Linked DNA regions of Homo sapiens: regions 2 and 3 are each linked to region 1. A link is a loop called in an ENCODE intact Hi-C map of the cell type or tissue named here. Cell type or tissue: PC-9. All regions are shown on one strand.

Region 1 (8,000 bases):
TGTAAATATATTATTACAGGTGAGATATATTTATTGGTCAAGTTTTCATTTTTATATATCAATTTTTAAATTTAATATTTAAAACTGTAGTCTGCATATCACCGATGAACTTTTCATGCATGAAACATGCTAGTCAGAGTATTATAGTATCCTAAAAGAAATTTGCTAATCAGTTAACCTAGGATTACTGACACCCTTCAGATTTTGTTTCAATAGGCAGGTACTAAATTGAAAATATGCAGAAATTTTGGTTTCAATATCCATTATTATGTATTGTTTTTAATGAAGTATACAATAAGATTTTTGAAAAGTGTGTTAGTTGAGAATGCTAGAAATGATCACTAGTAGTAGAAATTAATTTGTCAGTAAAAATCTAAAATATGTACACTCCAGAACACCAAAAACCACAGAATTTTGCTGCTCGCATAAATATATATGAATATAAATATGATTAAATATTGAAGTATTACAATCAAGAAAGAATTGAACTTGTATGTTAATATCTTGAAAAAATTATTTAAATATACAAATCGCAAATAAGTTTGTCAATGTGGACCAGGTATAAATGAGTCTTCAAAATAAAGCCACAATGTCATCTGTGCATATGTTAAACTAAAATTAAAAACAACAAAAATGAAAAATATCCTTCAAAACAATGGTTCATAACTTCTACTTTTAGAAACATGAAATTTTAAAGTATATACATGTTTATTTTATAATAGAAATGTACAATATTTCTTCATGATTACTAATAAAGATGCCAAAAAAAAAAAAAAAAAAAAACCTCAGTGGAAGATTTCCATTCAACATATCTCTATGACTATTACTTGACTATTACTTTCTTGTATAAAATGACTCTACTAACATCTAATAAAAATGGATCTGACATACTTAGCATTGTGCAATATATCATAACATTTTGTTTAGATCTCTAAAAAATCAAATTATTTTATATTTGCATTACATCAACTTTCTATAAAATATTTCTATTTTAATCTTCAGAAATTATTTTAGGAAATAGTCTAAATCTCTCAAACTTGGAGTTAAATGTTGTTCTTTTAATACTAGTACAGTTTTTATAATGCTAGTACAATTAACACCAGAAGTATTTGACCTGTGCTAGTAAGCCATGGTCTGCTAAAACCGGAGGAAGAAAAGAAAAGTACTGTATTATTGTCACATTCAAAAATTTTACTGCATCAAATTTTCTGTCCCCAATCTAACATTCCTAAAACATTAAAATAAGAGTATAATTTGAAATCCTTGAAAATATTAAAATGTAAAAAAACTTGGGAAAAATGTGTGTGTAATAACTCCTTGATAATCCATCTATTTTTGTATGTCATATACATGCTACATATATTCATGGAAATATATATGGTTAGTCATAGAAAGGCATTACATTGAATTGAAATTAATAATTATAATGTACAGCTGCAATATCAATGGATATAAAGTTTATGAGGATATAGATGTTAGACAATTATTTTTAGGCACATGACTAATGTCTATCCAACTACTTTAATTTTATTCTCACATATTTATTTGCAATAGTGGAGAATCTCAAAGGGTTTGTAGAAACTTATGCATAAATAAAACTGTTAATATGGTACAGTTTATACTTTTGCAACATTTTATTCTCTTTGAAAATTAATTAATTAACTGTGCCTGGTTCTAGTATTTAAATCTGTTGCTTTGATGTTCCTAGTTCCTTTTTCTTAGTGTAAAATTTATTCTTAAAAGTAGTCATTCCAGGTATCTTGCCATGCCTGCAAATATCTTAAATTGGAGCCATCTGAAAAGTGCAAGAAGAGCACATTTCCAAATGAATTGACAGAATATTTGTGATTTGCTATGTTATCATTAATCTGGAGTCATGTGACTTTGGGAACCATCGATGGAACTCTTCAAATTAAATAGCCAGATTTTGGCATTTCAAACTAGGACTAAACTATGTTCACTCTTTCCCTTGCCTTATTGAAAAATAATGAAGAAAAAAGATAAAAAAGAGAAAGGAGGGAAGGAGCAGATGTAAGGAAACAAGAAATAATAGAATAGAAAAAGAAAATAATGAATATTAATTTGAATATTTTGCCAACAAAACAAGGTAGTAACACAAATATAACTAATACCTAAGGCCAGAAACTGCGATCTTGGATTAAATTCTTAAATGGTAACTTTTTTCACAGTACGTGTGGATGTTCTCATTACAAACTAGTTTGATTTTCTTACTAGTATTGAGGAAACAGTGGTGAGGAACAGACTTGAGTTCCCAGGAAATTTGTCAAAAATTTCCACTTTTCATGTGTAAAGGTGATAATCTTCACTAAACAGAAGACATGTTCCAAGTCGGCTATCTATGCTAAGGTGGTTTAACTTACAACTTCAATCAATAGTTTAGCTGTAAATGATTTTTTATATTAGCATTCAAATTATCTACATTTTCTTGGAATATGTTTATTTTTTCTTATATAATTTAAGTATTTACATTATAATCACATAGACATAGAAATAATATTTTGTAATATCTACCTCTAAATATATGAGATTTATGCAACATATTAAATCGAACAAGCACAAAGAGTAAGCTTAGTGTGCATCCAAATTTAATTGGTGCCTGAAACATTACATATTTTCTTCCTCAAAATTCTGTGAAGAGAATTTTCTTACTCCAGTCATATACTACTGATATGCCCATTCCAATTATCTACTCAGTGAGCAACTTAAATCAACAAAAATCAAATATTCAACACTATACAACCTATATTCTAATTTATGAGTTAATGTATTAGCAGGAAGACGTTGGTAGGAGAAAAATGATTCATTTTTTAATTCTGTGCAGTTTCATGATTCTGAGATGATAAAAAATTTTTCACATTTATGAAAGTCAGGATGAATTTACTTTTATTTTCTTAACACAGTGGGAAAATATAATATAAAAATTAAGGGGAACTTCTAAAAATCAATCTATAAATGTTATTTTGAAGATTAAAATAAAATATTGGACATCTTAGGAAGAGTAAGATAGAAATGAACCACCTAAAGGGAGTATATGTGACAAAATGATGTAAAATAATGCTGGTTTTACAATAAAATTTTGTAAATCTTTGAAAAATACATCACTAAACTTTCTTTGAAAGTTACTTATATTGCCCAGAACTAAGTCATTAATTTTATGTAATTCTTATCTTTTTATTTTATGCACCAATTAAGAAATAAAACTAAGTTACATGGAGGATTCCACTTTACATTTATATTTTATAATTTATAAAACTGTCATATCTATATATAATAAGGTTGAGGAAGTGATACTGACATTAAAAAAATAACTTCCTGCTGCTGTGAAGAATAATACCAATCTCAATTTTGAAGTCAAATGCTAGTATTTTTTTTTTCTTTTCTAATCTTGGATCTAATATAGAGGAGGTAGATGAAGAGCAAGCAATGCACTTTTCTTCATGATAATACCATGACATTATTAAGCTTATTCCTTTCCCCTTTGAAAAAAAAATTAGAAAGGAAAATGTTGCAAAGAATATGAACAGCTTACTGTACTTGGTCAATGTAGCATTACAATTTGTTTTTTTTTTAATCCTCCGGGAAACTGGTACCACCTGTTCAACCTGAATTCAAGTAGTTACTGTCAATTTTCTCATGGGTGAATGCTGCCTCTTTGTGGCAGAATGCCATGGAAATTGTTCTTTAAACACAAAGTTCATGAACAGCCCTTGATATTGTACAAATTCCAGGTGAAACTATGGGGAGATCCACCTATAGCAATGAAGCACATAATTGAAACATTTCTTATCCTTAAATTGTGTCTAAACTCACTAGAAAACCTTATTCAAAGATGACGAGCTCATATACACCATTTTGAGCATTTAGAATACTGATCAACTTTAGATAAGGAATCCATCATAACTGTTGAAGGTAGTTTTACACAAATTAAAAATATGAAAACTATGGAAAACTGTAGACTGAATAAATAATACTGATATGACAATTACATTGTATTAAGAGAAAAGTGAATATGCGATATATTACTTACCATGCTCCACGTAGTAGATGAATACTTCAGTAAGGAAAGAGTGTATATAATTGAAACTGCATTAATAAACACATTAAGCGACACATTTAGAAAATCATACTTCCCTGAACCAACAAAGGAATAAATTACTTATATATGTCATGTATGTTATATATATATATACTATATATAGTATATATATACTATATACTATATATATACTATATACTATATATATACTATATATACTATATATATACATATATACTATATATACTATATATATACTATATATATACTATATACTATATATATACTATATACTATATATACTATATACTATATATATACTATATACTTTACAATTTTGCTAATTAGGGGAAACACATTTTGTATTAGGAATAAAGTTTAGGAACTATTTCCTAAATTGTTAATGATGGAGATTCTATCAATCACACATAGTTAAGTCTTTTGCACCTTAAGTAATCATTACTTCCATCCCTCATATTTGACATAGTTATCAAGTGTTTATTCAGAAACTATTTAAAAAATTACATGTGCTGGGATACATATGAGACTGTAACAACAGTAGCCCCATCTTACAGATATCCTGTTTGTCATTATCATCATTGCTTGCTGCCCACAGGGATAAAGACATTGTATAGAGACTTGTACAGTCCATGATTTGGTCTTCTGAGGTGCCAGTACACGTGGATCTGTACAAATGCAACTGGGTTTGGTTAAACAATCGAAAATCGGCTACAATAGTAGTCAAATGAACATGTCATTTTGGTTCATTAATAAAAATACTTTCAAATATTTTCTAATAAAACCCAAAACTTGCAAACAATTCTCTCGGAATGGCCCAATCAATTGCCCTATTTTTTAAAATACATTGGGATACAATCAGCTCTGTTTTCTTAAAAGAAAATGCAGATTCAATTGGGTGGGTTGCATTGGCTTTTAAAGATTTAGCCATTAAATTCTCCACATTTTGAATGATTGAAAATGCCTTCCTGATACCACGTCAGTTTTAGAAATGCAGATCCTAATACAGTGTGACACCTCTGCAAAATCATAGGCTAAATAGTGAAGGAAAGAGGAATGCTAAATGTGCATATAAAAATAGGTGCTACAATAAAATATTTGTATATTTCATCAATAAGTTATTTTGACTAATCAATTATGGATCATATAGCTCTGTAATTTTAATGATTTGTCCACATCTATGGTGATCCTTTACAGGATCACAATACTTTTTTTTTAATTCAAATGTCCAGAATGCATACAAACACATCCTTTAAAAACAAAGAAAAGGAATGAGAAGGGAGGGGAGGGGAGGAGAGAAGGAGAGGGGCGGAAAAAGAGAACAAATTTCCTATTAAAGTTGGGGTGTGCTAATTTCTCCACAAAAGCCAGTTAGACCCACCCATGGCTTAAAAGGGGAGAAAGAGAGGTGGGGCAGGGGCGGGGGAGGGGGAGGAAGCAAAAGAGGAAGAGTAGAATCTATGCTCTGCCATCATCCACCATTCTTAGCACTTCCAACCACTACAAAAATGACTGTGACCTTTCACAGGTCACCCGCGCAGCAAATTGGCCTCCTTAAAGCCCTTCTCCACACCTGCCCCACACGCAAGAAGAGAAAGTGATGTGCCCAGTTTACACAAATGTTTCCCACGTGTAAATTTTAAAGGAAATTGCACACCCTTTTCGTATCTTCCACCGAAGCTGAGAAATCCCGTGCCAAGGCACTTCACCCTAAACGTTGAAACAACACAATTAATCAAATGTGTTCACTGTGTGTGTCTGCTTGCTTGTTTGTTTTAAATGCAAAAGCTCCAAGAGAGTTTCTTTGCTTTTAGAACTGGCTAAACGTGGTCTGTTTTTCCAGCACTTCGAGGTAGTCCGGCTCAACGTTTAGTTTTGCTTTTAACTCCAGATATTCGTTCCGGTTGGGTTCTACAAAGACAGCACTCGGGGGGCTGTAGAGCACCGGTTCCCGTAGCCTGCTGTCCCCTGCCCCCGGGTGCAAATACTGATGGGGGCGTCTCAGGTCATAGTTGGGGGAGAAAGTGTAAGCAGCGGGGCTGCACGGGAATTTGGGATATTCCGGGAGGCTATTGCCGGCGGGGGTGGTGGAGCAGTGTTTGTCTGGTTCTAAAATGCCCCTGTAAAAGCGGTCGGCGTCCTGCACCGGCGACAGCAGGTCCTCCCGGGGCTCGATGGTGCTGACGCTGTAGGCGGGGCTCCGCAAGTGGTGGCTTTCCCGCCTCTCCTCCTCCCCGGGCTGCAGCTGCAGCTGCGGCGGGGGCTGCTGCTGTGGCTGCTGCGGTGGCGGCGGCGGCTGCTGCTGCTGCTGCAGGTGGTGGTTGCTGCTGTAGGTGACCTTGAGCTCGTGCAGGTCTTTGTAATCCTCTACGGAGTTGCCCTCTCGGGAGCGGTAGATGGGGTTTTTGCACATGTGGCCCAGTGGGTGGGGGATGTATTCATACACGTGGCCCGCGGGCGTCTTCACCTTGGGCAGCGCGGGCCCGCGGTGATGCACGTGCGCGTGTGGGTGGCCGCCCGTGCCGCCGCCGCCGCCGTACACGCTGTACTGCATGTTAAAGGAGCTCACGTCGGAGTTGTTGGTGCTGGTGTGGTCGCTCTGGTTCTTCTTCCTGCGCTTCATGACCAGCACGAAGAGCCCGGCGGCCACGAAGACGGACATGATGAAAACCAGCAGGAGGCTGAGAATTAACACAGACAAGGGCACCGACGACGCCCCTCCGCCTGCGCCCAAGCTCGCGGGGGCCCCGGTGCTATTCAACCGGACCGCAGGAGTCACGGCGCTGGTCCTCGCAGGGACCTGGATAGAGGAGGGTGTGGGCGTGGAAACTACTACATCTGAATAGTCAGGGCACAGCAGCTCCGACTTAATGGAGCGCATGTCGGTCTCAGCGAATTTTTTGGGCGCCTTACAGATCACCTCGTCCACTAGGACGCCCACTTTGAGCTGCTCCACCCACAGCTTCATGCCCACAATGTCACAGGTACAATCCCAAGGATTGTCATGCAGGTCGATTTGGATGAGTGACTTCAGCTGGTCCAAAACTCCACTCACTGGCAAGGAGGTGAAGTGGTTACTCCTCAGGTTTAGCCTGAGGAGGGTCAAGCCAGAGAAGACGCCTGAGGGCATGGCCTGCAGGAGGTTGTTATTCAAGAATAGCAGCTGGAGGTTTGGGACCGGGTCAAAAGTTCCAGACTGAATCTCGCGGATGAGATTGTACTGGAGGAAGAGATACTGCAGGCTCTGCAGGCCATAGAATAACTCCGGGCTCAGCCTCTCGATCCTGTTGCCATTCAGGTAGAGGCGCCTCAGGTTGGTGAGATCCCCGAAAGCGCGGTCCTGGATCATCGAGATGCGGTTATTCCCCAGGTGCAGGAGGTCCAGCCCCGTGGCCTCCAGGAAGTCTGTCCTGCGCACGACAGCGATGTAGTTCTCTGTCAGATACATTTTCTTGGGATTGTAGGGCTTGGGCTGCAGTTCAGCGATGCTCTCGATCTTTCGCTCCTGGCAGTTTACGTTGAGGCCCAGATCAGAGATCTGCAGGTTGCAAGAGCACGCGGTGGGACACTCCAAAGGCACCGGGGATTTGGTCTGATAGGCGATGCTGGGGCCATAGTTGCTGTAGCCCAAGTCCTTAGAGGGCTGCCGAGAGGTGGGGCGCACCCTGGGCTTGTTGGGTTGGCGAGTCCCCTTAGGGGGCTTCAAAGGGGGTTTGTAAACAGCAGAGGAAGAAGTGGCCACAGAATTCACTGACGCCGGGGTGGTGTGTAAATACCCCGTGGTGCTCAAAGGCGTCTGCGGCCTCATCTCGTAGTCAGAAATAAGTCTCCTTGGGCAAAGTTCCTGCTTGGATACCTCGTCCAAGTCCCTTCCGTGTAAGCGGAAGGGGGTCTCACAAACTACATCCCCCACCAGGGCTGAATA
Region 2 (8,000 bases), 1.4 Mb before region 1:
TCTTGCTGCATCCTCACATGGTGGAATGAGCCAATTAGCTCCCTTTGGTCTTTTTCATAAGAGCACTAATTCCATTCATAGGGCTTCATCAACACGATCTAATTACCTCCTAAAGGCCCACATCTTAGTGAAATCACATTGGGGTTAGATTTTAACAAATGGATTTAGGGGAGATACAAACATTCAAACCACAGCAGCAATCTTTCATTTAATACATGGATTTTCATTTCATTTAATATACTGCATAGACAACGGCAGTATATCCTAATTGAGTATTGCCTCTGAGTTGGAGCTTATCTGTGCTTTCAATAAGGCAATCCAACACTCAGAAGTCCAGAAGCTTCTGAGTAGTGTGGATGTGATACTGTCAGTAAATCCCAGGGACATGAGCCATCCTAAAACCTTACCACTGTATAGTGGGTCCACTGATCTGATTATGTGGCACCCCATGTCCATGGGATAAACAAGGACTAATCCTTAACATGGTGATATTAACTGAAGTTCTATGGGCAGATAAGGCAAACTGATATTCATAATATGTGTCTAGTTTTGTGAGAACACATTTCTGACTTTTTCAGAATGCAAGGTGACCAACATAGTTAACCTGCCATCAAGTGCCTATTGAGGTTTCAAGCCTGTGATACCTATTCAAATTATAGGCACAACATTGTTCTTTGTTGCTAGCAGATTATACAATTGGCATTAATCATAGTTGCATCAGTAAGTCTAAGTTGTTGGGCCAACATATAGAATCAATCTCTCTCAGCGTGACTACTTTGTTCATGTGCTCATTGTGCCAGTACTTGGGGGGCCAGTGACATAAACTGCTAATGTCAGTCAACCAGTTTACTTTGTCTATTTGGCTGTTTAGTACTTCTTCTACTAAATAGTATTTGTTCCAAATTATTAAACAAAGCAATCAAACCTCCTGCACTTGTATAGCCATGGTTTCACCGGATGGACCTTTCTTTCTCCAGTGTTATTGAGAAAAAAAATCCAGCCATTTCAATTTTTGTGGGAAAAGTGACTGCCAACTGTCGATATTTTGATTCCCAACTGTCAGTACTTTTTGAAATCTTTCTTCCTTTGTATAGTGCAAATTTCTGAAGCAAGAATCTTTCCAATCTCATACTTGGGGTATATAAAGTTGACCACAATGATTGAGGAATAAAATATTGGAAGGGATTTGGGGGTTTTGGCCTTCAGTAACCTGACTGTCACATACTCCTCTAAGTTTTCGTTAATGTGTCTCACTCTCAACCTCAGCTGCACCTGGTAACTCTTTGAGTTAGATGTACCTCTGAAAATAGGAAAGGTAAGTGCAATTCTACATACTAAATTCCCCTTAATCTTCTGCAGCTCTGCATCCAGCCAGGGGTGAGATAATAGAATAGAAGAGTTTAAAGTTTTATTATAAGGAGTTTCAATAAATCCTCTTTTCAGTGACATCATGAACCCCAGATTAACAGGTCTTGATGACTTCAATTCCTTAGATTTTTCTAGGATTTAGCCCTAGAAGTGGATCTGAAATCTATATAATTAACATATTTCTTCAAGAAATATGCTATCAAGCACATTTCAGGAAATATTTTGGATTCCAGTTTAAAAGTATATCTTAAATTCATCTATTTTTTTCAAGCTTCACTAGCCTAGTTTATGCTGCCTTGTTTTGGGGGTGCTTTCACAGTCACCGAACAAGTTTCTCTGCTCTTCTGGTTGCCTAACTGTAATAAATTCTTCACATGTTAATCTGGGTTACTATTTTGTGATGTAAATTATATTATGCCATTTTCTTTAATACCCATCTTTGGTTTTCAAGTGTAAAATCTTTCCATAGCTTCAAAACTTTCTAAGTAATATTATTTGCTTACCTTTTCAAATAACATATCACCTTCTCCATCTGTGACAGATTGAATTATTATTTCAGTTTATTGTTCTCTTTTTTCTTTATAAAAAAATAACTTCACTACCCCAATATTGAGCTTGGTTTTGTGTGTTAGCTTCAGTTGGAGGAAGGAGAGATATGATGTACACCGCATCCCAGTGAAGTTTAAATAGGTTTTCAAATGGGATTACCTGGTTCAGGTTAGTCTTTTCTTTCTTCTTTGGTCAGGAGAACATCATCTCTCACTTAGTGTCGACACCTTCAGTGAGGGTTCCAAAATGGGAAGAGATGGGTATCATAGCATAGGCTACAGTAGGCCTCTATCTTGGATCAGACATACAATTGACCTAGTTTCTACATTTAATCTATATTTAATCCTACAAGTAATTTTCATTGTTTTAAAAAACTGAGAGTTTAGAACTGTAACTTCAGCGAAGTCAACCAAAGCGCCCTCTTATATTCCAATCTCACTGGTCCTCTGTCACTTCTTACCAAATTCTCATCTGCTTCCCATCCTTAGGCCATCGTTTGAGTGTCTGCCTTTGCCTAATTCACTCATTAGACTTCAGATTCTTAAAGTCTCAGAATTAAATATAACTTCTCAGAGGTAACAAAACATTACATTACCATGTTCATTTACTTCAAACACTAACAATATTTGACAAGTTAAAAATATTTAATTGTTTCATTTACTATCTCCTCTGTGACATAGGGCAAATAATGTGTCTGCTTGCCTTTTGAAGCCTCACAGGTAGGAGACACTTAGGATGTATATGTTAAAATAATGAATAAGACCTTGGACATTTCCCACTTCTCAGTATGGTTCTAGGGAACTTTATAATAATAATAATCACAGTGATGCTTCTGAGAAAATAAGTAACCTCTTTCCTTTTCTCCATCGACTATCAGCTACAGACATTTCCTATTACATTTTGTATTATGCTGAATTTCAGCATTTTGAACTTTTTCTATTTTGGGTGTCAAAAAGTGAATATTCTCCAAGACTACCCTAACCAGGTTAACATTTTTGGAAAATTGCCATTCATCTGTAAATCTTAATGAAAAATTATTTCTCTTACATATTTTGGGCATGGATTGTCCTAGTGAAAACAAATCCATCACCTGCAATTGTGGAAGTTTCTCCACTATTCATCTTTGCTATTTTACCCTCGTGTTCCTCTTGAATGATAATCAAACTTTTTTCTACCACTGACCTCTGATACTCTCCACTTTTGATCTAGTGATAAATTGCCTTCCAGATTCTGATAAACTGCTCCTTAGGTAAAGTTGCAGCATAAAAGTTGCAAACTCTGATACTAAGAAAGCTCTTTCTTTTACAGAACTGACTCCTTCCTTACAAAATGCACAATCATATCAGGGAGTAGTCGATTAGGGCGATTCCCAACGTCAGTCACACAATGTAGAAGCCGTTGTTTCTTTTGACAGTCAAACCTGGTTCAACTTTCACCAGAACTTCTTAAGAACATGTACTTGTCAGTATTTGCTTGCACTCCGATTGTTAATAAACTTCCACTTCTTCTTTCATAGGGTTCTTAGATATCTCACACGTCACATAAAGTAGCTACATATCCATTTAACATGTTCTTAACATTGCTTAAGCGTAAATACATTTATTTTCTGAGCCTTTCCTAGTAGAAACCTTGTCCACTAGGAATAATCATAATACCTCTAGGCGGCAGTGTTGCCTAACACCATGAAGTCAGAAGGGAACCTCAGTTCTGACCCAAGCAGGAAGTTTTATCGTAACTTGTGAGTAGGCTGTATTTAGTAGGTTCAAAAATATTTAAATGCCAATGATTGCAAATATCAAATTAAGACTACCTGATCATAGCATATGTTAGTGAGAATCATTAACTCAGAGAAATGTGAATACAAATTTCTCATTATTAAATTTTTATGATTTCTCAATATCTAATGCATAGCTACACTAAACTTATGACTAGTTTTGGCTGAAGGTTTGTGGATCTTAGATAATAATGTTTGTTCTTTCTAAAATATTCTCTTTTGCTCAGAATATTTAAAATTTTCTTATTTTTATAAAACAATTATTTATTATTTATATAAAATATTTTCAAAACACAAAATTCTTATTTCAATTTTTATAGTCTTTAATAAAATCTCTCATACACAAATATGTATATTCTTGGGGAAAAAAACAAATATTCTAATGTGCTTTTCAATCAAATATTTCCATTAGGTAAATTGGTAAATTACCTTACATCTCAAATAATATAAAGGTCTCTTTTACACAAAATATATCATGAGTTTATACAATCATGCTGTTAATTCATTTATATGTGTATGTATTTAATTTTTAGTCTGATTTTTTAAAGAAAATTGCATAACAGTATTTTTAAAGGAGACAGTTTTTAAACGTAATAAAACTAAATTAAAATACATAATGATATGTCTGACAAAAAAATCAAAAAACAGAAAAATATTGACTCTGGCCTTCACACTCCAAATGGAATTGCCTCTCTTACCTATAGCCTATTCCAGGCTGAATTTATTTATTTTAGATTATCTAGTCTAGAGAAAAAAATCCAAAATAAGATAAATTACTGACTTCCTTATTTTATCATAGTGATGTTCCTGAAAGTTCTCTTCAGTACAGTTTCTGCTATTGTCTGTCTCTGAGTCTGTTTCTGAGGAAACCTGCCCTGGAGTATCTAAGAATGACTTAAATGGATGAAGCAAGTACTTATGCAAGTCAGTTCCTCAACATCAAAACAAAAACAAACAAAAATCCTTTTCCTTTTTTGTCTAGCTTAATGGATGAGGGGATCCTTTCGAATTTTTTATATTGTACATTGTATTGATAGTAACTAACTCAGTAACTAGAAAAATAGTAGAAGTATAATAAACATGCCTTAGATTAATATATATTTTGCATCTAGCTGTATTTCAAATAATATTAATGTAAATACTATTTTTTAATTCAGACTCAGAAATACTCAAGAATATAGCAAAAGTGAATTAATTTTTAACATTACTTATATTAACAGCCCTTCTCTAATTAATGAATGAAAACATTATCAATATTTTGAATATTTCCATTTCACATTTATCCAAATTTGTCAATTTTATAAAAATGTAGCCCCCCCAACTCCACTTATTTTTTTGCTTGTTTATCTTTTTAAAGGATAGGACATGTCCTCCATTGGGCCCTGGTGCTACTTTTCTAGATAACGTTTGGCAAGAAGTTTTATGATCATTAATATTATTTTCTAAGTAGACACTCCTTTTGTCTTAAATGTTATGAGATCTTTCTTGACACAGGGTCTTAAAATTATCCTGTATGTTATGATAGTTCATGTAACATAAGAGTTTGATTGATTCATGTAATCTGATGTTTCCAAGACTTGACTGATAATCAGAATTACTTGAAGAACTTTTGAAAAAACACATACTTCCTGGCCTGATAAAAAAAAATATGTGAGTACTTTTTCGATATTCAATTGTTATTGATTTAAGAATCTGTTTTTTAAAACATCTCCATGATGATTCAAATGTACAAACATATCTGGCAATAAAAAAATTGTAACTGTGAAGCTCTGTTATATAATACCGGTGAAAATCGTGGAAATTGAAGTTTCCCCAAGTTTTTAAGAAACACTTGGGTCTTCAGTAATTTTTTCTCTCAACTACAGTGAGACATTTCTATAACATATTAAATTTCATTGTCTGGTTTAGATTAAGCTATTTGACAAATGAAAATAAGTCGATAATATCATTTGGAAAATCAAATATATTTGTAGGCATAGATAAAGCTATGTTAGAAACTAAAAGTAAACGCGTGATTGTCTCTGAATTTATTTAATTATGCTCATATTTCACAGTTTCAAAACAGCCATCTGTTTATTTGATGCAGCAAGGAAAAGAATGTTTATTCTAACAACTTGCATACTATCAAAATAAAAAGACACACTAGAATAGAATAACTATTCTAGAATAACTATTCTAAGAAGATGCACTAGAATAGAACTATCTACAAATTAAATGGCATGCATTCAAACTGTGAGTAGGATAAAATGAAGATAAAAGGGATAAAATTAAAAAGATAAAAGGGAACATCAGATGATATATGATGATACATATCTGTGTGGTCTTTGGTTAATGAATTAACAAGATAAGGCAAAATGATAATAGTTTGTAGAATGACATGTTCTCATCATGTAGTCCATGCTGTAGGATAATACACAAGACTCCCAGCTCCCAGACCAAATTACTATTCCCCTAGCCAAGAGAACTGTTAGCTGTCAATGACTCACAGTCGAGTATCTCTCGGATATTTCAATCAGCTGAAAGGGCAGTGTGTATCTAATGATTAGTTATTAAAAGGTTTCGAAGGCCAGCCCCTTTTCTCATCTATGAGAACTCTTTTTGGTGAGACAATTCCTCATGGCAGTCCATCTCATTTGCACATCTTGCAAACAGAGGCATTAACTAGCTAAAGATATGTGCACATTGAACTAACTTGGAAGATAGAGATAGGACAATTTTCTGTGAAAAAAGGGAAGGTTTATTTAAAGTCTTGGAAGATAGAGATAGTATCTCCTTCACTAGCAATGTACAGGCATATTTATTGCCAGTATATAAGATTTTATTTCCTTAAGTTCAACTTACTTCATATGCAGCCATCCATCTTTTTCTAATGCATTGCCCCATGGAACTTGGCAAGGAAAACTGACACAAGTATTCCAGTGCTCATAACGTTCATTGTGAATAGCAAAATGCTTGTTCTCTGACCAAGGAGTCTCATGTCTCTGCCAGCCTCAATAAAACTGTAAGGGAATAACTTGTTAGCTTGCAAATACAGTAAAATCTCAGACTCTTCACCATTCTTGATAATCTGAAGATCTGTCCCAGCTCCAGATCTCCCTGTGGGATGAACTGTGACTTGTGTTGCAATCTCACTCTATATAAACTTTTTTACTCTGCCCAGTTCTGATTCCTTCATTCCACTGCAGTGATTTTCCTTGAAAGCACTCATTAATACAATTCCTATAGGCAATTGTCTGTATTAAAGATTATTTCTGAGGAAAGCTCATCAGAAAGCATGTGCTATGAGTGGTATGATGAACCAGATTCCATGATAGGATTTTGTGGCTGGATATGCTGATAATGAAATGGGAATTAGGATCTCATTACCAACAAACTGTGACATTTTACAGCAATGACTCTGTTGAAATAATTAATGTGGTAAACTAGAATGATATATTACACCGGTGGAGGCTTTATCAGTCAGGATTTAACCAGGGAAGAACCAGTAGGAGGTATACATAGTAAAGGTGCTACTGGGATTTGATCTCACCCAATTGTATATGAAAGCTGTTGTTTTTATAGTTGACAAGGAACTTTAAGTCCACAGGTCAGGCCCTTAAAAAAAGATAAGTAAGAGCAGGAACTCAGGAGAACACATGCCAGCTGCCTCTACTTATGTTCTTTGTGAAATAACTTTCCTAGAGGAGAAACTGACAACCTATGTCATGAAATTGTAGAGAAATCTGGCTCAGGAGTCAGTTAAGTTGAAGGAGGAATGTGGGTGAAATGGAGAATTTATACTCATGGCTGCTGTTCCATGCCAATAAAAGTAAGCCAGCAGATACGTGACGTGTGAGTTACAAAGGCACTTCCACTGCATTTCTGAAAGCAAAGAAAGCAACAGCAACGACAAAAACAACAAAAATATTCTGTTTCAAGTCTTCCTCTGAAATCTCACTGAAAAATATATCTGTGGACCACTCTAACCAGAAGCTTAAAGGAAAGGGAGTTCTGGGAAGCATACTTTAGCCTAACCAAGTTGACACAATATAAAGCTGTCACAGGTGAAATAACTAAGCACTGTAAAAGCTTTCAACTGTATTTGGAAATTCTTTAAGTGAGTTTTTCAATTTCAGAAGCTCTGATTGATTTCTTTTTAATGTTTATCTTTTTAATTTGTTTATTTAATTTAAAACTAAATAAAATTTAAAATTTAATGTTTATGTTAAACATGTTTTTAATATTTTATAGTAAAATATATGAAAATGTCTTTATATGTTCTATATATTTATTATGATTTATTTTTAATATGTTTATTCAGGGAAGTAGT
Region 3 (8,000 bases), 320 kb before region 1:
ATCAAATATAACAAAAGACATTACAACTGATACCACATAAATACAAAGATCATCAGAGACTATTACCAACTCTATGCTCACAAACTGGAAAACCTAGAGGAAACAGAAAAATTCCCCAAACATACCACTTTTTAAGATTTATCAAAAAGAAATAGAAAACCTGAATAGACCAATAATAATGAGTGGTGAGACTGTATCAGTTTTTAAAAATCTCCATACAAAGAAAAGCCCAGGAAGAGATGGATTAGCAGCTGAATTATTCTACCAATATGCAAAGAAGAACTAATAGAAATCCTCCTGAAATTGTCACAAAAAAAAAAAAAAAACAGCAAAGAGAGAATTATCCCTAACTTATTCTACAAGGCCAATATCTCTTTTATACTAAAATCAGACAAGCACACAATGAAAGAAGAAAACTGCAGACCAATATTCCTGATTAACATAGATGCAAAACCCTCACCAAAATACTATCCAATCAAATTCAACAGTGTATCATAAAGATAATACACGACAATCAAATGGGTTTTATACCAGAAATGCAAAGATAATTCAACATATGCAAATCAATAAATATGAACATTATATAAACAAAATTAAGTACAAAACTCATATGAGCATCCCAATAGATGTAAAAAAAGCATTTGATGAAATCCTGTGTGTCTTCATGCTAAACACCCTCAACAACTTAAGCATAGAAGAAACATGCCTTCAAGTGATATAGGCCAGAAGATGGCTGACTAGAAGCAGCTAGTGTGTGCCACTCCCAGAGAGAGGAGAGAGTGTGGTGAGTAAACACTATTTTTTGAACTGAATTGTCCAGAAGAGCACTTTGTGATTCATTAAGGAAGCAATAGGACCCACGGAGAACAGAGAAGTGAGATAGGACAGCCACCCACCTGGGATTGGCATGGAACAAAGGGAGGCTCCCTACCATAGGGAAATGGTGAGTGAGCAAGAGCGCCTGGCTCTTCTCACAGACACACTTCTGCCACAGGCCTTTGCAAACCTGGGCATAGGAAATCTCCCCTGATCCTCTTCCCTCCCTGGGACCTCCAGAGTGACAGAGAATGCTACATGGAGTACGAGCAGAGCCTCCACTAAGACACACAGAGTCCCAGGTGCCTTGGACCCCTGAGCACCTTGACACCAGTGACTGTAGCTCTACCAACAATGGAGGCCAGGCTTTTTCACACTCCCCAGGAAAGGGGCCCATCCATGGTGCTGAGGAGAAAATGGTCTGCAGGCTTGGCCTCTGCTACACCTCATTAGACAAAGACAATTGGCCTAGGACTTTAGCACAGCCACCCCAAGCTGCCTGAGCTCTTAGGCCTGTGGCAGTTCTGCATTTCCGTGGGACAGAACTCCCAGAAGTAAAACACAGGTCTGACATTTTTGCTGCTGCTGCAGCCCCCAACCCAACTGCCTTCAGGTTCCATAGGGAGCAGAGAGATGAAGGACTATTGCAGGCCTCCAGCACAACACAGCTGCCCTCCAGAAAAGTGGCCAGGCTGTGTTGCACGTGAACCCCTGATCCTGTAACTCCTCAGTGGCCAGGGTCTCTCAACCTGGCCCCCTAGCGCAGCTGCCCTGCCCCTGCCAAGGCACAGCATATCAGTTGGTGCGTGTTCTGCATTTGTCTGAGGAGTAAATATTAGAGACAATCCCCCTCCCTTCTGCCACTGCCAATGCAGCAGTAATGCCCTTACTGCCCTCTAACGGGGGAAGAAACAAGCAGCCTGAGTGCTTTACTCATACCTCCAGCATGCTAGTCACCACAGGGAATTGAGATGAGTCTCTCTTCTCAGTGAGTCCCCAACCCCCTGCTCTTCACCAGGCAGGGACCCCTGGCTTGGGCCTGAAATGCAGCCACCATGCCCTGGGCTGATTGTTCCCACTGGCAGATGCTCTTCATTGCTCTAGGGTGGAGCTCCAAGAGACAAGGAAAAGGCCTTCTCCCATTACCACTACCAAAGTCCTAGTCCCTGCTTCCCCCAAGCTTGAGAGGGAAAAAAGCCTGAGCTTGCCCCATGGCTGTGGTGCACAGCCCAAGAGTGACAAGCTAAGATCTGTAGCCAGCACTCAAGTAAGAGAGGAGTTCACACTCTCAGAGCCCTGAGGAGAAGCATGGCTACAAACAGGAGGAAATACAGAAGAGCTACATGGCTGAGCAAAAGCCTACCTAAAGGGCATTTTGCTTTACCGCCATCTACTGCATCACAGCCCAAACTTCAACAACAAAAAATACTTAGATTACTATATCCCCCTGTGAGACCAGGGACACAAATTCAGCCAAAAATAAAGATGCTGCACAAAGCCTTGGCCCTCTGAAAACATGTAGAAGTGAAGCCAACTGACTGTGCTCAAATTACACCAAGGTAAAGGGAACATTGGTCCACAGAGATGAGAAAGAACCAGTGCAAGAATTCTGGCAACTCTAAAAGCCAGAGTGTCTTCTTACCTCCAAACACCACAACAGCTCTCCAGCAATGGTTATTAATCAGAAGGAAATAGCTGAAGTAAAAGACATAGAATCTGGAGTCTGGATAGCAATTAAGATCCTTGAGATTCAGAAGAATGTTGAAACAAATTCCAAGGATTCTATGGAATCCAGTTGTATTAGTCAGTTCTCACATTGCTGTAAAAAATAACTTAGGCTGGGGTAATTTATAAAGAAAATAGGTTTAATTGGCTCATGATTCTGCAGGCTGTGCAGGAAGCATGGCAACAACTGCTCAGCTTCTTGGGAGGCTTCAGGAAATTTACAATCATGGCAGAAGGTGAAGGGGAAGCCGGCACTTCACATGGCCAGAGCAGGAGGAAGTGAGAGAGCAGGGGAGTTGCCAGACACTTTCAAATGACCATATCTCATAAGAATTCACTCTCTATCACAAGAACAGCACCAAGGGGGGAATTCTGCTCCCATGATCCAATCGCCTCCAACCAGACCCTGCCTCCAATATTGGGGATTAAAATTTGACATGAGATTTTGGCAAGGACACAGGCCCAAACCGTATTATTTCCTCCGTTGGCCCCTCTCAAATCTCATGTCCTTCTCACAACAGTCCCCCAAAGTCTTAACTCATTCCAGCCTTAACTCAAAAATTCCAAAGTCCAAAGTCTCATCTGAGATGAGACTAGTTCCTTCTGTCCTGAGCCTGTAAAATAAAAAATTAGTTACTTCCAAGATATAATGGGGGTAAGGTAGTAGGTAAATATTCCCATTCTAAAAGGGAAAAATCAGCCAAAAAAAAAAGGGGGTGGGGCTAAAGGCCCCGTGCAAGTCTGAAACCCAGCAGGGAAGTCACTAAACTGTAAAGCTCCAGGATAATCTCCTTTGAATTCATGCTCCACATCCAGAATTCATTGGTGTGAGGGGTGGGCTCCCAAGGCCTTGGGCAGCTCTGCCCCTGTGGCTTTGCAGGGTTCAGTCCCCATAGCTGCTGTCATGGGCTGCTGTTGAACACTTGTAATTTTTCCAGAGACATAGTGCAACCTGTCAGTGACTCTACCATTCCAGGGTCTGGAGAATGGTGGCCCTTTTCTTACAGCTCCACTAGGCAGTGCCCCAGTGGGTACTCTGTGTAGAGGCTCCAACCTCACACTTCCCCTCCTCACTGTTCTACTGTGGGTTCTCCATGATGGCTCCATCCCTGCAGCTGGCTTCTGCCTGAACATTCTGGATTTTCCATACATCCTCCAAAATATAGGCAAAGGATCCCAAGCCTCAACTCTTGCATTCTGTGCACCCACAGGCTTACCACCACATGGAAACCACAAAGGTTTATGGCTTGCACCCTCTAAAGCAGTGGCCTGTGCTGTATGTAGGTCCCTTTAGCCATGGCTGGAGCTGGAGTGACTGGGATGCAGGCAGTAGTGTCCTGATGCTGCACAGGGCAGTGACACCACCGGCCTGGCCCATGAAACCATTCTTTACTCCTAGGCCTCTTGGCCTGTGATGGGAGGGTCTGCCATGAAGGTCTCTGAAATGCCTTCAAGGCAAAACAATTCAACATGACATTTGGGTGGGAAAACAGACCCACACCAAAGCACCAGTAAAATGTTTCAAGAGAAGAAAGATAAAATAGCCATTTTAATGAGGAGCTGAACTGAGCTGATTGAACTGAAAAACTCACTACAAATATTTCATAACAAAATTTAAAGTTTTAGCAGCATAGTAGACCAAGCTGAGGAAAGAATTTCTGAGTTTGAATGCTGGTTCTTCAAATTAACTCAGTCAGAAAAAAAAATTAGAAAAAATAATTTAAAAATGAACAAAACTCCTGAGAAATATGAGATTATGTACAGATAACAAATCTACAAATCATTTGCATTCTTGAAAGAGAGGGAGAGAGAACAAGTAGCCTGGAAATTCTATTTGAGGATACTGCCCACAAAAACTGCACCCCCACCCCCGAGAGAGATTGACATGCAAATTCAGGAAGTTCAAAGGACCCCCACAAGATACTAAATGAAAAGACCATCCCCAAGACACACAGTTATGAGATTCTTCAAGGTCAGAACAAAAGAAAAAATATGAAAGGCAAATAGAAAGAAGGGGCAGATTACTTACAAAGGGAACCTCATCAGGCCAACAGCAGATCTTTCAACAGAAACCTTACAAGACAGAAGAGATTGGGGGCCTATATTCAGCATCCTTAAGGAAAAGAAAACTCCAACCAAGAATTTGAGTAAAGGAGAAATACAATTCTTTTCAGACAAGCAAATTCTAATCAAATTCCTTACCAACAGGCCTGTATAACAAGAGGTCCTTAAGGTAGCATGCAGCACGGAAATGAAAGGTCATTTCCAGCCATCACAAAAGCACAGTCAGGTATATAGACCATCGATATTATAAAACAAATCCCCAATCAAGTCTACATGTAAAAACAGCTAACATCATGATGACAATCAAATCTGCACATGTCAATATTAGACTTAAGTATAAATAGGTTAAACATCCTACCTAAAAGGTACAGAGTGGCAAGTTGGATAAAGAAGCAAGACCCAACTCTAGGCTGTCTTCAAGAGATCCATCTCACATGGAAGGACACCCATAGGCTCAAAGTAAAAGGATGGAGAAAGATATATCAAGCAATAGGAAATTTTTAAAAAGCAGGGCTTGCTATTTTTATTTTAGACAAAATCAACTTTAAACCAACAGCAATCAAAAAAGACAAAGCAGGACACTATATAATGATAAAAAATTCAGTTCAACAAGAAGACTTAACTATCCTAAATATATATGCACCCAACATTGGAGCACATAGATTGATAAAACAAAATCTTAGAGATTGGCAAAGAGACTTTCATTACCACTCAGTAATAGTGAGAGACTTCAACTCCCCAGCAAATGTATTGGGCAGATCATCAGGGAAGAATACTAACAAAGCTATTTGGGACCTAAACTAGTTACTAGACCAAATGGATCTAAGAGACAACTACAGAACAATCCACATAACAAAAACAGAATACACGTTCTTCTCATTTGTAAATGGCACATACTCTAAAATTTATCTTATACTTGCCATAAAGCAATTCTCAACAAATTAAAAATTAAAAAAAAATCATACCAACACCACGGGGCCACAGTGCAATAGAAACAGAAATCAGACTAAGAAAATCTCTGAAAACCATACAATTATATGGGAGTTAAACAATTTGCTCCTGAATTTTGGGTAAATAATAAAATTAAGGCAGAAATCAAGAAATTCTTTGAAACTAATGAAAACAAAGACACCACGTATCAGAATCTCTCAGACACAGCTAAAGCAGTGTTAAGAGAAAAGATAATAATGCTAAACACTTACATTAAAAAATTAGAAAGAGCTCAAATAAACAAGCTAATATCACACCTAGCCAAACTTGAAAAGCAAAAGCAAACTAACCCCAAAGCTAGCAGAAAAAATAAATTAAACACAATCAGAACTAACCTGAATGAAATGGAAACAAGAAAACTCCATAGACTCTGCCCAAAGGCTCCTAGATCTAATAATAATAATAATAATAATAATAATAAAAGACTTCAACAATGTTTCAGGTTACAAAATCATGTACAAAAATTAGTCACATTTTTATACACCAATAATCATCCAGCTGAGAATAAAATCAAGAAGACAATCTTATTTACAATAGCTATCAAAAATTTAATACCTAAGAATGTAATTAATCAAACTGGTGTAAGATCTGTACAAGAAAACAGAAACACTGATGACAGAAATTGTAGATGACACGAACAAATGGAAAAACATCCTATGCTCATGGATTGAAAAAATCGATATTTTTGAATGAACATTTTGCCTCATGCAATCTATAGATGTAATGCAATTCCTATCACAATAACAATATTATTTTTCACAGAAAGCAAAAAACAATCCTAAAGTTCCTATGAAGCAAAAAAGAGCTTGGAATAACCAAGGCAATTCTAGGCACAAAGAGTAAATCTGGAGGCATCACATTTCCTGACTTAACAATGCTATAAGTAACCACAAAATCATGTTACTGGCATGAAAATCGACTTATAGCTTAATGGAACAGAATAGAGAACCCAGAAATAAAGACAATATGTACAGCCAACTTATATATACCAAAGTTACAAGAACATACATTGGGGAAAGAACACCCTTTTCAATAAACAGTGCTGGGAAAATTGGATGGCCTTATGCAGAAGAATGAAACAGGACCCCAATCTCTCACCATATAAAAAATCCAAAGCAAGATCTATCAAAGAGTAAAATGTAAGACCTGAAACTATAAACATATTAGAAGGAAACTTAGGGAAAACTCTGCTAGACATTGGTCTAGGCAACAAATTCATAGGTAAGACCTCAATATCACAGTCCACAAAAACAAAAATCAACAAATAGGACTAAATAAAACTATACATCTTCTGCACAGCAAAAGAAACATTCAATATAGTTGACAGCCAACTTGTAGAATAGGATAAAATATTTACCACATGTGCATCCAACAAGGTTCTAATATCCAGAATATACAGGGATCTCAGAAAAAATAAGTAACCTCATTTAAACATGGGCAAGGACCTGAATAGACACTTTTCAAAAGGAGACATACAAATGTCCAGCAGATATATGAAAAAATGTTCAACATCACTAATAATCAGGGAAATGCAAGTTAACACCACAATGATGCATCATCTTACTCCAGTCAGGAAGACCATCATTAATAATAATTTCAAAAAAAGATGTTGTCAAGAATGTGTAGACAAGGGAATGCTTATACACTGTTGGTTAGAATGTAAATTAATGCAACATCTATAGAAAGCATTATTGATGTTTCTCAAAGAACTAAAAATACAACTACTATTCAATTCAGCACTCCCACTACTACTTATCTACCCAAAGGAAAAGAAATCATTGTAAAAAAAAACTGCACTTTTATGTTGATCACAGAATTATTCACAATAGTGAACATATGGAATCAACCTAAGTGTTCATCAAACCATGATTGGATAAATAAAATGTGATACATATATATAATGGAATACTACTCAGTTTTAAAAATAATGAAATCATGTATTTTGTACACCATGAATGGAACTGGCAGCCATTATTTTAGTGAGTCAGGCAAGACACAGAAAAACAAAAATGGCTTATTTCAGTTACAATTTGGAGCTAAATAATGAGTGCACGTGGATGTAGAGTGTAGAATGATAGACAATAGTGTCTTGGAAGGGCGAGGGTGTGGGAGGCAGGTAGAGGATGAAAAACTACTTAATGGGTAGAATGTACACAGTTTGGGTGATGGATACCCTAAATGCTCTGACTTCACCACTGTGCAATCTATGCATTTAACAAAATTAAACCTGTACCTCATAAATTTATATAAATTTTAAAAAGGAAACCACCAGAATGTATATATAATCATTATCAAAATATGTGTCACAGATAATATTTTATTGCACTAAAGGATTTCACCAGAACAACTATTGTAGAAGGATAGTATATTCGAAATCATCATTTAGCCTTTTTCTGAAATATTCT

Evidence for each region. Peaks named below come from ENCODE experiments on the same cell type or tissue, not always from the same donor. Only the 100,000 strongest peaks of a DNase experiment are listed, where the experiment ranks them.
Region 2: it touches region 1 in a loop (11-fold over the local background); 11 of 110 quality-filtered maps call a loop at or near these places.
Region 3: it touches region 1 in a loop (5-fold over the local background); 4 of 110 quality-filtered maps call a loop at or near these places.

Annotation. Positions count from the first base shown.
Region 1 is chr13:87,676,151-87,684,150 of GRCh38, reverse strand. It overlaps SLITRK5 (SLIT and NTRK like family member 5), which reads right to left. Exons shown (of 2, transcript NM_001384609.1): 2 at 4,535-8,000. The coding sequence ends at 5,886. LOC112268106 (a long non-coding RNA gene) reads right to left here and starts at 4,211. Exons shown (of 3, transcript XR_002957486.2): 1 at 4,049-4,211. RefSeq lists an enhancer at 7,073-7,615. In PC-9, a CTCF peak has its summit at 3,675; a DNase peak (open chromatin) is centred at 3,630.
Region 2 is chr13:89,062,652-89,070,651 of GRCh38, reverse strand. All of the region lies in intron 2 of LOC105370307 (a long non-coding RNA gene), which reads right to left. Among named protein-coding and RNA genes, the nearest start is that of LINC00440, 170 kb to the left of the region's middle. In PC-9, CTCF peaks have their summits at 3,395 and 3,596; no DNase peak of the experiment used is centred here.
Region 3 is chr13:87,994,171-88,002,170 of GRCh38, reverse strand. No RefSeq gene overlaps it. Among named protein-coding and RNA genes, the nearest start is that of LINC00373, 140 kb to the left of the region's middle. In PC-9, no CTCF peak of the experiment used is centred here; no DNase peak of the experiment used is centred here.